2 separate regions of the Homo sapiens genome follow, and region 2 is linked to region 1. A link is a contact called in ENCODE Hi-C or POLR2A ChIA-PET data. All regions are on one chromosome and are shown on one strand. The core of a region is the stretch at or near the end of the contact, and the rest is flanking DNA. Distances in the headings are between cores, read along the strand shown.

Evidence for each region. A loop is a pair of places that touch in the nucleus more often than their neighbours do. ChIA-PET counts read pairs that join two places held with the same protein, here RNA polymerase II (POLR2A). Pooled maps may share reads with other maps.
Region 2: a loop to region 1 is called in a pooled map, with 2.6 times the contacts of the local background. The contact joins two enhancer-like sites. A Hi-C loop is called at or near these places in 3 of 50 pooled maps. POLR2A ChIA-PET finds 5 or more read pairs at or near these places in 9 of 52 experiments (AG04449, H1, MCF 10A and 5 more).

Annotation. Positions count from the first base shown.
Region 1 is chr13:99,122,514-99,129,673 of GRCh38, forward strand. No RefSeq gene overlaps it. Among named protein-coding and RNA genes, the nearest start is that of DOCK9-DT, 39 kb to the left of the region's middle. RefSeq lists an enhancer at 2,556-2,655. Within about 2 kb of position 2,603, at least 2 of the 41 ENCODE cell types and tissues checked have a DNase peak (open chromatin) inside an H3K27ac peak, as active enhancers do; they include OCI-LY7, where a contact is called at or near this core.
Region 2 is chr13:99,175,050-99,182,209 of GRCh38, forward strand. No RefSeq gene overlaps it. Among named protein-coding and RNA genes, the nearest start is that of UBAC2-AS1, 22 kb to the right of the region's middle. RefSeq lists enhancers at 1,937-2,026, 6,404-6,916. Within about 2 kb of position 3,825, at least 3 of the 41 ENCODE cell types and tissues checked have a DNase peak (open chromatin) inside an H3K27ac peak, as active enhancers do; they include OCI-LY7, where a contact is called at or near this core.

The DNA.
Region 1 (7,160 bases), core at 1,353-3,852:
ATGCAGAGCATTTCATTCTAAACCTTTCCTATGCTTTAAGTTTCAGTTAACATAAAATGAATGAAAGTCCTCCTCCTCCTCTTTCTTCTTCTTCAACAAGGTCTGGCCCTCTCACCCAGGCCAGAGTGCAGTGGTGTGATCATAGCCCACTGTAGCCTCTACCTTCTGGACTCAAGCGATCCTCCTGCCTCAGCCTCCCAAGTAGCTGGAAATACAAGCACATGCTATTTTAGTTTTTATTTTGTAGAGACAGGGTTTTGCCACATTTCCCAGGCTGATCTTGAACTCCTGGCCTCAAGCAATCCTCCCGCCTCAGCCTCCCAAAGTTCTGAGATTATAGGGGTGAGTCACCACGACCAGCTGAAAGCTCTTCTTTATTGATATGACAGGTTCACAGTGTGGTAAAATATGGGTATTTCAATGAGAGATAATCCGAATAAACGTTGAGTCCATTTAAAATCCTTTAAGAAGCGTGGACATTACAACACAGGGAAAGCCTGGTGGTGGGTATGGAACGGAAGAGCCAAGGAAAAGGAGAAAGACATTTCTGCTGGAGCCAGTGCCTGGCATTGTGAACCCGAGATGGGAAGTCAAAGGGCAGGGATGAGGAGCGTGGCAGGAACACACTACACACCCTACGTGTATCCACGGCAGAGTTGTTTTCCTGGAAATATATGGACTAGAACAGTCTAGCTTGAAACCAGGGAAACAAAATCATTAGTTACATCATCACAAACCACAAACACCTATCCAAAAGGGAATCTTTATCAGCAGCATGGGCCAGGTGCTGTATTCTCAAAACTTTCCTGGGAATCATCAGGGCATTCCAAAGGGCAGCAGTAGAATGAAGGGAAAGTTCAAGGTAGGTAGACTTCAGTCTGCCCAAAGAACATCCCAACCAACCGCAGCACTGGCCGCGAACTGCCTTACTGAGGAAAGTTGCCTCCACCTGCCCTAGCACACCGCAGACTCCACTAATGATTTCGGACTTTTTCCAGGCTTAGCCCTGCCTAGTTTCATAACCCAAAAAACCTATAGCCAGCGGGGCATGAGCTCCCCCTCCCCACAAGCAAGTGGGCTTAGGCCAGCCTCGGCTGGCTTGGGTGACAGCACTGAACAGTGCCAGGTCTGCTGAAAGCATGGCCGTGAAGCCTTTGCACTTACACACCTCTGGGGTTAGCCTGCCTTGCTGGCTCTCCTGCCAGGCTCCCTACACTCATTTTCAACTAGTTCTCCCCAGGGAAGGAGGAAGAGCTGGCAGCTCTGCCCAGATCACCTGCTTCCTTCCAACCCTTTTGCCCAAGGTTCGACTCTGTACCAGGGTTTCCCATTTCCCTGGGGAGAGCCAGACAGCTGTGGAAAGCTGGTATTTCCATGTCATTCCTGAAAACCTCATGTGGCAACTGATGACTAGTCATGGCCTGATGTCATCTAGAGCCATTTTTCTTCTCTCTGCTCATCTGCACGCTCAGTTAACTCAGGTTTTGTACATCTTCGTTCAAACTCATCACCTCCATTGCTCCAGGGCTTTCCCCTTGGATTCCACTGGATTCAAGGAGCAAATGTCCCCGTTTGCTCCTTCAGATCAAAAGTAGGGAGAAGAGCTTAATTCTCTGTCTTCCTGAATGTAGCAGATGGTATCAGTGGCCCCACCTCCCACTGGCATTCACTTCTACTTATAGCTGACCCCTGAAAATCTCCACTCAAAGCCTTTTTTTTTCTGACCTTGAAAACACACTGTGCCCATGCATGGAGAAGCCAGACATGCTGGAAATTTCATTCCCCTGAAAGCAGCCTGAACCCATGACAGATGGAGAATTGGTGGATTAATACCCCAGATCCCTGGCCCCTTGGTTGGATGAATTCTGAGTCTTGGTTTTCAGAATTCTCTAGTGGGATCGAGCTCTATCTGCCCATGGTGGTAATTTGCTTGATAATGTGCATCCTTTATTGGCTTTCTTGTCTTCTCTGTCTCATGTCCACTATTTCCAGTGTTTTCCGGGACCCTTTCTCAAATTCCTGGCACTTGAATTCTTATCTCAGGGTCTGCCATTGTGTGAGGCTCAGCACAATGCCTAGCTAGCACATAGTAGGCACTCAATTAATTCATCCTTGACAGGTCATTGATCAATATTGCAGATGGGATTTCTGCCTTGGGAGAGAGGTGACACTATATGACCGTGAAGGATTCTTGCAGGTGCAAAAGTCTTCCCACGTAGAAATCAATGTCTTTCCAACTAGGAGACCTAGAAAAGGAGCTGTGAGGTGGAAACATATGAAAAAAAAATTTTCTCCCCTCTGTGCCAACGTGCTTTCATATGTGAAGGAGGAAGCGAGGCTCACAGGTTGGTTATGAAATCATTCAATTTCAATTTCTTGAGCCAGCATATCGCCTTTTATGGACACTGCAGCCCAGGGTAATGTGCAGGGAGTGATTTTCCATCACGTTCTATATAGTTCACAGCAGAACCAAAAATAAGATGTTCAAACCCTAGAGTATTATATTATGAATAAATACGGTCAAATCATATACCAAATACAATTATGATTACTCCATGACCAGAACTCTCGTAACACTCCTTTATGGTTGGTTGACACTGCATTCATATTTCTGTGTCTCAAGTGAGGAAATGAGTCACCAAAACGGTAAAAAAAAAAAGGCGCTGAAAACTGTCTGGCTGCTGTCTGAAGAGAGCTGGAAGAAAATGTTCCTGACCTCCCCCACCATATGCCCGGGCTGATGGGGGCTTCACCACAGTCCCAGACTCTCAAATCTTTCTGACATATTTTCATAAGAGAATAAAACACTGTAGTTAACGAGCTATGTAAGTTCCATTTGTGAATTGGTGTTTGATGAAATGATACATTGTAGAGGTAAAATGGGAATGTGAAAAGCAGGGTTTTTTTTTTTTTTTGTCCTAACAACTGAGTGTTTCATATGGTTGAGCAAAATCACATTTTAATATAGTTGAGCGTATTCCAAATGAGGTCTCTGCCTCCAAGGAGCTGCCTTGCTGGGAAGTCTGTAAAGTTCACATCCTTTTAACAGAACCGGAGTTGATGGAACAGGACAGTCAGGGAGGGGTCTGCACCTGGAGTTGAGACATGCCTGTGGGTGAAAATGGTTGCTTGGAGGGAGGAGACCCCCACACAGGCAGCGGATCACCTGCAGAGAGGACCGTGCCTGGCAGAGGACTGGGTGGTGCCCAGCACTTTGGAAGTCTAGAAAATAAGTAGTATATGGGTGTAGCGCAGACTGAGGCCTGGCAGCAGGGAGCAAGTAATGTGTGATGATCCAAACAGACAAGCACTAAAAACTAAAAGTAGGCCGGGCACAGTGGCTCACGCCTGTAATCTCAGCACTTTGGGAGGCCAAGGCAGGCAGATCACGAGGTCAACAGATCGAGACCATCCTGGCCAACATGGTGAAACCCTGTCTCTACTAAAAATACAAAAATTAACTGGGCATGGTGGTGCACGCCTGTAGTCCCAGCTACTCGGGAGGCTGAGGCAGGAGAATCACTTGAACCTGGGAGGCGGAGGTTGCAGTGAGCCGAGATCGCGCCATTGCACTCCAGCCTGGCGACAGAGCGAGACTGTCTCAAAACAAAAAACAAAACAAAAAAGAAAAACTAAAAGTAGATCTACCATTAAAGAACTAAAAGGAGAACTACCATTTGATCCAGCAATCCCACTACCAGGAATCTACCCAAAGGAATATAAGTCATTATGTGAAAAAGACATATGCACACACATGTTTATAGCAGCACAATTTCCAATTGCAAAGATATGGAACCAACCTAAGTGTCCACCAACAAGTAAGAAAAAGAAAATGTGCTATATATACACCACGGAATACTACTCAGCCATAAAAAGGAATGAAATGTCTTTATGCAGCAACCTGGATGGTGCTGGAGGCCATTATTCTAAGTGAAGTGACTCAGGAATGGAAAACCAAATATCGTATGTTCTCACTCAAAAGTGGGAGCTAAGCTATGAGGATGCAAAAACATATAGAGTGATGTGATGGACTTTGGGGATGCAAGGAAAGAGGTTGGCAGCGAGGTGAGGGATAAAAGACTGCTCAGGTGATGGGTGCATTAAAATCTCAGAATTCACCACTAAAGAACTCATCTATGTAACCAAAAACCACCTGTACTCCCAAAACCATTGAAATTTAAAAAAAAACTGAAAACAAACAAACAAAAAAAAACAGAAGCAATGATGTCTGGAAGCCCCAGTACTGGCTAAAGGAACAGTCACTTGTCAGGCTCCAGAAGTAAGTCTAGAAGACTTTGGAACTGTGTACTTAGTGGCAGTGAGGAATTCAGTCACTAGAACTAGAACTAGAACTGTGGTTCAAGAAAAAACAGCAACACAACAGATTTGGTGAGGACTCACTTCATCTATTGAACTAAACTTTTAAATATCCCTGCAGCTAAAGCCAGAACTGGCCCCAAAGCTAAGCATGGGAAGTTCAAATTGCTGAGCTTGTAGTGGGGCGCATATTAGTCCATTAGGAGGTGGCTGGGCAGGTGCAGGGGCAGGAGATCTGGCAGGTCACACTATGAGTAACCCTGAAGAAGAACATCGATTTCAAGAAGTAAATGGAGGGAGAGACCCCTCTGGTTAAAATTGAGACCCATGATGAAAGGGACACCAAGTTTCCTAAAGCAGAATTGGAACAAAAGTAAATTTAATTTCCTATTTTTAAAAATGGGATCTTAGAAAAATGAGAGACTAAGATAAAAAATTCATTGTATCCTAAACCAAAGAAACAGTTTCTGGGATGTATCCATGGCTCATACTTATTTTATGTGTTTGTCATTTCACTGGGTGAAGATATAAGATGCAAAGTTATCAAAGCAGGGCATGATAAAATTCTGTAAAGAGAACAAAACTCTGGATTATAAAACTGGACTCAAAAAGAATCCAGAGAAACTTAAAATTAAAAACATAAAACCATTTATATTAGCACCAATAAATTAAATACTCAAGTATACATATAACAAAATATGGGCCAGGCGTGGCGGCTCATGCCAGCACTTTGGGAGCCCGAGGCAGGTGGATCACCTGAGGTCAGGAGTTCGAGACCAGTCTTGTCAATATGGTGAAACCCCGTCTTTACTAAAAATACAAAAATTAGGCCGGGCGCGGTGGCTCATGCCTGTAATCCCAGCACTTTGGGAGGCCAAGGTGGGCGGATCACGAGGTCAGGAGTTCGAGACCAGCCTGACCAACATGGTGAAACCCCGTCGCTACTAAAAATACAAAAATTAGCTGGGCGTGATGGTGCGTTGCTTCTAATCCCAGCTACTCAGGAGGCTGAGGCAGGAGAATCGCTTGAACCTGGTTCTAAAGTTTATATGGAGAGGCAAAAGTCCCAGAATAGCCAACAAAATATTGAAGGAGAGGAACAAAGTTGGAGGACTGACATCACCTGACAAGACTTACCATAAAGCTCCAGTAACCAAGACAGTGTGGTATTGACAAAATAATAGACAAATAAATTCCCAGAACAGAATAGAGAGTCCAGAAATAGACCCACATAAAATTGGTCAGCTGATCTTCGAAAAAGGATCAAAGACAATACAATGGAGGAAAGAGTCTTTTTAAACAAATGGTGCTGGAATGACTGGACATCCATATGCCAAAAAATGAATCTAGACACAGACCTTAGACCCTTCACAACAATGAACTCAAAATGGACCACAGACCTTAACGTAAAGCAAAATCCTAGAATATATAAAACTTAGAATGTAACATAGGAGAAAACCCAGGTGACCTTGGGTTTGTGATGTTTGTGATGGCTTTTTAGATACAACACTAAAGACACAATTCATGAAAGAAAGAATTGATAAGCTGGACTTCACTAAAATTAAAAATTTCTGCTCTGTGTGAAACATTGTCAAGAGAATGAAAAGATAAGCCAGAGACTGGGAGAAAATGTTTGCAAAAGGCATCTCTGATAAAGGACTGTGATCAAAAATACACAAAGAACTCTTAAAACTCAACTGTAAGAAAACAACATGAATAAACAATGGGCCAAAGACCTTAACACACATCTCACCACAGAACATATACAGATGGTAAATAAGCATACGTAAAGATGTTCCCACCAGCTGCGGTGGCTGACACCTGTAATCTCAGCACTTGGGAGGCCGAGGCAGGCGGATCACCTGAGGTCATGAGTTCAAGACCAGCCTGGTCAACATGGTGAAACCCTATCTCTAGTGAAAATACAAAAAAGAAAAAAACAATAGCTGGGCATGGTGGCACGTGCCTGCAGTCCCAGCTACTTGGGAGGCTGAGACATAAGAATCACTTGAACCTGGGAGGTGGAGGTTGCAGTGAGCCGAGATGGTGCCACTGCACTCCAGCCTGGCGACAGAGTGAGACTCCATCTCAAAAAAAAAGATTTCCACAACATGTTTCATCAGGGAAATGCAAATTGAAAGAACACTGAGATACCACTGCACACCTATTAGGTTAGCCTTAATCCGGAACACTGCAACACCAAATACTGGCAAAGATGTGGAGCAACAGGATCTCTCAGGCATTGTGGCATTGCTGGTGGGAATGCAAAATTGTACACCTATTTTGGAAGGCAGTTTGGCAGTTTCTTAAAAAACTAAACATACTCTTTACCATACAATCCAGCAATTGCACTATACGATATTTACCCAGAGGAGTTGAAACTTATGTTCACACAGACACCTGCACATGGATATTTATAGCAGTTTTATTTATAATGACAAAACGTGCAAGCAAAGAAGCTGTACTTCAGTAAGTAAATGGGTAAGTAAACTGTGGTACATCCAGGCAATGGCATACTATTAAATGCTGAAAAGAAATGAGCTATCAAACCATGAAAAGACATGGAGGAAACATAAATGTATATTACTGAGTGAAAGAAACAAATCTGAAAAGATTATACACTGTCTAATTCCAACTATATGAAATTTTGGAACTGACAAACAATGGATACAAAAAGAGATCAATATAGTTGATCCTTGAACAACAACAAAGTTAGGAGTGCCAACCTTCCATGCAGTAGAAAATCCATGTATAACTTTTGACTCCCCCAAACTTAACTATGGGTAGCTTACTGTTGGCCAGAAGACTTACTGATAACATAGTCAATTAACACATATTTTGTA
Region 2 (7,160 bases), core at 2,575-5,074, 54 kb after region 1:
GTTTTCATTATCTCTGCATGTCCCAATCATATCAATGGCTCCCATTGTGTGTTCATTGTATAGCAGGGGACTCAGCGCACCACACAACGTAATATATTGTTAAGACGCATTTATTGACTGTGTGATTCCCAGGTCAGGTTTTATGTTCCTCCTGATATGAGGCAGTGAGAAGTACAAACCATCACCTACAAAGTATATTTGATCTGAATCCAAACATGAAGCAACTATTATACGAATTCAGCATGGAGCGGGGGACAATCTAGTAAACTCACCTGAACCCCAAAAGTTCCATGTGACCAAAAAAACCCAAGAAGGTAGTAGTAAGGGGGTACTATTCTAGATTAAAAGAGGCTAAAGAAAAATAATTAATGAGTAATTAATACCTGGGTGACAAAAGAATCTGTACAACAAAATCCCATGACACAAGTTTACCTATACAATAAACCTACAGGCTGGGTGCAGTGGCTCACGCCTGTAATCCCAGCACTTTGGGAGCCCAAGGCAGATGGATAACGAGGTCAGGAGATCGAGACCATCCTGGCTAACATGGTGAAATCATGTCTCTATTAAAAATACGAAAAATTAGCTGGGCATGGTGGCACGTGCCTGTAAGTCCCAGCTACTCAGGAGGCTGAGGCAGGAGAATCACTTGAACCTGGGAGGTGGAGGTTGCAGTGAGCTGAGATCACACCACTGCACTGCAGCCTGGGCGACAGAGCCCGAATCTCTCTCAAAAAAAATTAAAACATAAAAAATAAAAAATAAACCTACACATGTAACCCTGAGAGACTGGAGGATCACCTGAGGGCAGGAGTTCAAGACCAGCTTCGCCAACATGGTGAAACCCTGTCTCTACTAATAATACAAAAACTAGCTGGGTGTGGTGGGTGCCTGTAGTCCCAGCTACTCAGGAGGCTGAGGCAGGAGCATCACTTGAATCCGGGAGGCAGAGGTTGCGGTGAGCCGAGATCACGCCATTGCACTCCAGCCTGGGTGACAAGAGTGAAACTCCATCTAAAAAAAAAAGAAAAGAAAAGAGAAGTTAAAATTTAAAAGGAAACATAACAATTAAACGCAATATGTGTACCTCAGATGGATCCTGCATCAAAAAACAAAAGCCATCAGTATCACCCAGGATACCCAGATTCACCTGCCAGAATCCCAGAGGCATCCACGGTGCCTGCATGGTGTGGAAAAGGCTCTTCTCAATGGATGCCTCCCCCATTCAGAATCCCACGCAGACCCCTCCGATCAAGGGAGAAACCTGGAGGGTAGTTGACTCCACAAAGTACTTTACATAGCTGGGCTATAGAAAGAAATCCGGAAGTCTCTTTACCATTCCAAGGATCTCCACAGCCACAGAAGCTTAAGAAGATTCTTAAATCTCCCAGGGTTGCTTCTGCGGGAATTGACGGACCATGGTAAGGAACACCTGGTAATCCTGCCACAAGCCTCTGAAGCCCGCAGGGGTGCTCCTGGCAGGTGAGAGTCTGGGGTGCCTCGCTGGGTGTGCAGCAAAACTCAGCACTGCTGCCACTTGTTGGAACACAGCCAGCGTGGAGCTAGGGCAAGAGAAAGGGGCATGCTTGTGGAACAGCAAACAGCGAATGCGAAGTTACCTCTCATGAGTGGAGACAGCTGGGTATCCCACCTGTGTAGAAACTGGATGTGAGACCATGCAAGGCTAGATGGTCCACTAGGGGGAGGTAGAGTCCCGCGGTGAAGGGCACGAGATCCCGGACGGAGAGCCCGGTTCTACCTCGGCTTCTGCACTTGGCAGGTGGGTGACCGGAGGCTGGACACAACCCCTCTGAGCTTCAGGTTTCTCATCGTAAAATGGAGGTGATAACAGGCTCTACAACACAGGTGTGCTGCGGATCACACACGTGCCTGGCATGCTGAACACACTCCATATTAGCTGTTATATTATCATCTGCTGGAATCAATTCTTTATTCCCGGGACCACCAGAGGGGCAGACCGTCCCTGTTCATATACACCTGTAGTGGGTGTGCAGCAGGGCCGACGAAGACAGTTGCACATCAGAACTCACTAAGCAAAGCCTGGAAAATGCTGCTCACCCAAGGTGGGAGGATGAAGGCATGTGACACATCAGGCTCAGGGCGCCCACCCATGTCCTCCAGCTCTAACCTCTGTCTAGTTTCTTTTCTTTCCTTTCCTTTTCCCTTTCCCTTTCCCCCTTCCCTTTTCTTTCTTTCTTTTTTTTTTTTTTTTTTTTTTTTGAGACTCTCGCTCTTTCACCCAGGCCGGACTGCAGTGGCGCGATCTCGGCTCACTGCAAGCTCTGCCTCCCGGGTTCACGCCATTCTCCTGCCTCAGGCCCCAGAGTAGCTGGGACTACAGGCGCCCGCCACCGCGCCCGGCTAGTTTTTTGTATTTTTAGTAGAGACGGGGTTTCACCGTGTTAACCAGGATGGTCTCGATCTCCTGACCTCGTGATCCGCCCGCCTCGGCCTCCCAAAGTGCTGGGATTACAGGCGTGAGCCACCGCGCCCGGCCTTTTCTTGCCTTTCTTTCCTTTTCTTTTCTCTTCTCTTCTTTTTTCTTTTTCTTTCTTTCTTTCTTTCTTTCTTTTTCTTTCTTTCTTTCTTTTCTTTTTCTCTTACTTCTTTCTTTCTTTCCTTCTTTCTTTTTTTTTTTTTTTTTTGAGATGGAGTCTCACTCTGTCACCCAGGCTGGAGTGCAGTGGCGCAATCTTGGCTCACTGCAATCTCTGCCTCCCAAGTTCAAGTGATTCTCCTGCCTCAGCCTCCTGAGTAGCTGGAACTACAGGCACGCACCACCATGCCCGACTAATTTTTTGTATTTTTAGTAGAGACAGGGTTTCACCATGTTGGCCAGGCTTGTCTCCGGACCTCAAGTGATCCACCTGCCTTGGCCTCCCGAAGTGCTGGGATTACAGGCATGAGCAACTGCAGCCAGCCTAGTTCCTTTCTAAAAATATGTGACTGTGGGCAAATCCACATCAGGTAAAACGTCCCGCCTTAGCCATTTCTCAGTGTGCAGTCACACGCATTCAATGCATTCACACTGTTGTGCAGCCACCACCACCACCATCCGCGGAACATTTTCCATCCTGCAGAACTGAAGCTCTGGACCCACCGAACAACAACTGCCCATTCCCTCCTCCTTCAGGCCTGGCAACCACCACTCTCCTTCCCCTCTCCAGGCATCTGCCTATTCTGGGCACCTCATATAAGTGGAATCACTCGGTATTTGTCCTTCTGAGACTGGCGTATTTCCCTTAGCAGATGATCTTCCAGGTTCTTCCATGTTAGAGCACAGGTCAGGATTTCCTTCCTTTTCAAGGCCAATATTCCATTGTATGTTTCTGCTGCATTTTGCTTATTTATTCATCTGTTGATAGACACTTGTAATCGTTGGTCAGTTCCTTTTGAACCAGGAGACCCATTAAGGATTTTCTGATATTTCTCCAATATGGCAAGGGCCTAGGAGAATACGAAATGATTTGCAGAAGGCAAAGGAAAGAAATTCAGCCAATATACAGACTCATGTGCCTGCACAGTCCCTAAATGTCACTCATACAGTGAGGGATGGCTTTGTGCGTTCCCCATGACAGTTACTAAGTTATTGCCTCTCACTCCAAACCCAGGCTTCTCTGCTTGGCTTTGTGATGTTGGGCTGAGACTCTGCAAACCACAAGTTGGGTTCTACCATTTTGGGGTGCTACAGGAAGCTGAGGAAGAAGGAGGGGCTCGTGACCTCCTTGCTGCTTGGGGCCCCTTTGAGCAATACCCCAGGGACACTCCACCCAGCAAATGCAGCTGCTTTCTGCAGCAGCAGCTGAATCCAGATGCCAGTGCTTGCAACACCAGCAGAGCCAGTTTCACCACTCCCAGCCCGCCACCAGCTGGCCAGCGCGTCCTTCTCAGAGGTCTGGTCCCAGTCCCCTGGGACCACTCCTCTAAGTTTCAAGGTTTTGTTTTTGTTTTTGTTTGAGACAGAGTCTCACTTTTTTTGCCCATGCTGGAGTGCAGTGGCATGATCTTGGCTCACTGCAACCTCCACCTCCCAGATTCAAGCGATTCTCCTGCCTCAGCCTCCCAGGTAGCTGGGATTAGAGGCATGCACCGCCACATCCTGCTAATTTTTGTATTTTTAGTAGAGATTAGGTATCACCATGTTGGCCAGGCTGGTCTCGAACTCCTGACCTCAAGTGATCCATCATCCCCCACCTCGGCCTCCCAGAGTGCTGGGATTACAGGCTGAGCCACCACACTTGGCCAAGTTTCAAGGTTTTAATCATTGGACCTGCTTCCCTCCGTTTGCCCAGCCTGAGAGGTGGTAGCTGCTTCCTCTGTGATATCTCAGACTTATTCCTTACACCTTCAGTTACCTGGTGAATATTATATGTAGTTAACAAGTCTTTGTATTTAGTTCTCTCTTTTCATATTACTGGTGTTTCTGCTGGTCCCCTGATGGAACCCTAACTGATGTAATCCTGCTATGGTCTGAATGTGTACCCCCGTATTCATGGGCTGGAAACTTAATCCCCAATGCAACAGTGTCGGGAGGTGGGGCATTTTGGGAAGTGTTTAGGTCACGTGGGCTCCACCCCCATGAATGGATTGATGCCTCTATGCAAAGGGCTTGTGGGAAGGGGTTCACTCTCTCCCACTCTTCTGCCAAGTGAGGACACAGCAAGAAAGCCCTCACCAGAAGCCAGTGCCTCTGTCTTGGGCCTCCCAGCCTCCCTAACAATGAGAAATGCATTTCTGATCTTTATAAATTACCCAGTCTCAGGTATCCTGTTTTATAGCAGCACAAAATGGGCTAAGACAGCCACCTAGCCACTATCTCAAACCTCTAATGCCCTTGCCAGGTCCTGGGTTTAGCCCCAGACCCCTCATTCTAGGAAGAATGAGCTGGTCTTTCGTTTCATCCAGAAAATTGAAGCTGTTATAGGTGACCTCAAACATCGTCCTACCCCCACCACAATCTACAAACATTTCTGCAGCCAATTTCCTTTTGGTCAGCCTCAGAGGATAAAACATTTTTTTCCTCTTCAATTCCAAAACTTCCACAGGTCCTTTTGACTCCACCCCATTCCCATGTCCTGTGGAGCCCAGCTCTGAGCTCTCTGAGCTCATATCCTATCCCAATTTTTTTTAGAGACAGGGTCTTGCTCAGTCACCCAGTCACCCAGGCTGGAGTGCAGTGGTGTGATCATGGCTCACTGCATTCTCCACCACCTGGGCTCAAGTGATCCTCCCACCTCAGCCTCCAGAGTAGCTGGGACCACAGGCACACACCACCATGCCCAGCTGATTTTTTTATTTTTTGTAGAAATGGGGGTTTCACCATGTTGCCCAGGCTTGTCTCAAACTCCTGGGCTCAAAGAGTCCACCCACCTTGGCCTCCCAAAGTGCTGGGATTACAGGCGTGAGCCACTGGGGCCAGCCCTCTCCCAATTCTTAACACGCTTCTCTCCGTCATTTCCAGGAGAAGTGACTAAGGGCAGGTCAAACCATTGGTGGATACTTCTCCCGCTCTGTCCTGCTAACTGTGTTCACACTTGTCCCATGCACATCCACCCATGAAAGCTCTGCAATCCTAGCATCTGGCTTCATGCCCCGCAGGAGGGAGGCAGGGAATTCCTATTCAGTGTGTGTCTGTTGAATGCCGAAGACATGCAGAGGAGTTACTCATGTGAACCTGGAACATCTGAGACAGGCCTCAGTTAATTTAGAAAGTTTATCTTGCCAAGGTTGAGGACACACCCATGACGCAGCCTCAGGAAGTCCTGAGGACATGTACCCAAGGTGGTCGGAGGACAGCTTAGTTTTATACATTTAGGGAGACATGAGACATCAATCAATATATGTAAGAAGTACATTGGTTTGGTCTGGAAAGGCGGGGCAACTTAAAGCAAAGGCAGGAAGACTCAGGTAACAGACAGGTGAGACACAAAGGGTTACATTCTTTAGAGTTTCTGATGAGCCTTTCCAAAGGAGGCAAATCAGATATGCATCTATCTCAGTGAGCAGAGGAGTGGCTTTGAATAGAATGGGAGGCAGGTTTGCCCTAAGCAGTTTCCAGCTTGAGTTTTCCTTAGTGATTTTAGGGGCCCAAGAGATTTTCCTTTCACATTTCTGACCTTTTTTTTTTTTTTTTTGAGATGGAGTCTTGTTCCATCGCCCAGGCTGGACTGAAGTGGCGTGATCTCAGCTCACTGCAACCTCCGCCTCTTGGGTTCAAGCAATTCTCTTGTCTCAGCCTCCCGAGTAGCTGGGACTACAGGTGCCCACCACCATGCCTGGCTAATTTTTGTATTTTTCATAGAGACGGGGTTTCACCATGTTGGTCAGGTTGGTCTTAAACTCCTGACCTCAGGTAATCCACCCACCTCGGCCTCCCAAAGTGCTGGGATTACAGGTGTGAGCCACTGTGCCTGCCCCCCACCACTTTTCTTTTGTAAAATCTGTCGGAGAAAGCATTTTGCAAAAAAATGAGTCTCTGGTCTCAGGCTTCATCTGATTTCTCATAGCTATGATGGTTTATTCCTAGATGGGTAAGTCCCAAAAGCTCATTTTTAGTAGGTTGTGAAGTCTCACATTCTGTGAAGAGAAAATAGCAGGGAGGAAGGGAGAAAAAACAACAACAAACAAAAGAACAATCCTAGAAAAATCGATATAAGCCACATTACTCTGAAGTCCATACATTAGTAGGCAGGTATGAAAGTGGCTTATGTACGTAAATAGGTTGCTGTTATTTTCTTCTGAAGTTCAAGTTGTCTGGCTTCAGTTTGCAGGGTTTTAAGAAAACACAGCTTAGTTTTCAGTGACTCTAAATTAGGAAAAATGGAAAAAAAGAAGGAAAAGAAATTGAAAACATTATTTTATGGACTTGTAGCCAAGAAAAATTAGAATTCAGTCTAAACTGTAGAAAATAATACAAATTGAAAAAAACATTAGGCAGACTAGAATCTAACAACAGGTCTACTGTAGTTTTGAAACATAATTATTCTCTCTCCAGTTTCCCATTTTTACTAAAGACAAAACATGGTGGGACTGGCTTGCTTTATTATACTTGGCCTAATTATTTGTATACAGTGCAGCAAGAATAATTATCTTTTACATAGGCTTTCAAATTGGCTTTGATGGAACTTTGTTCCATAGGA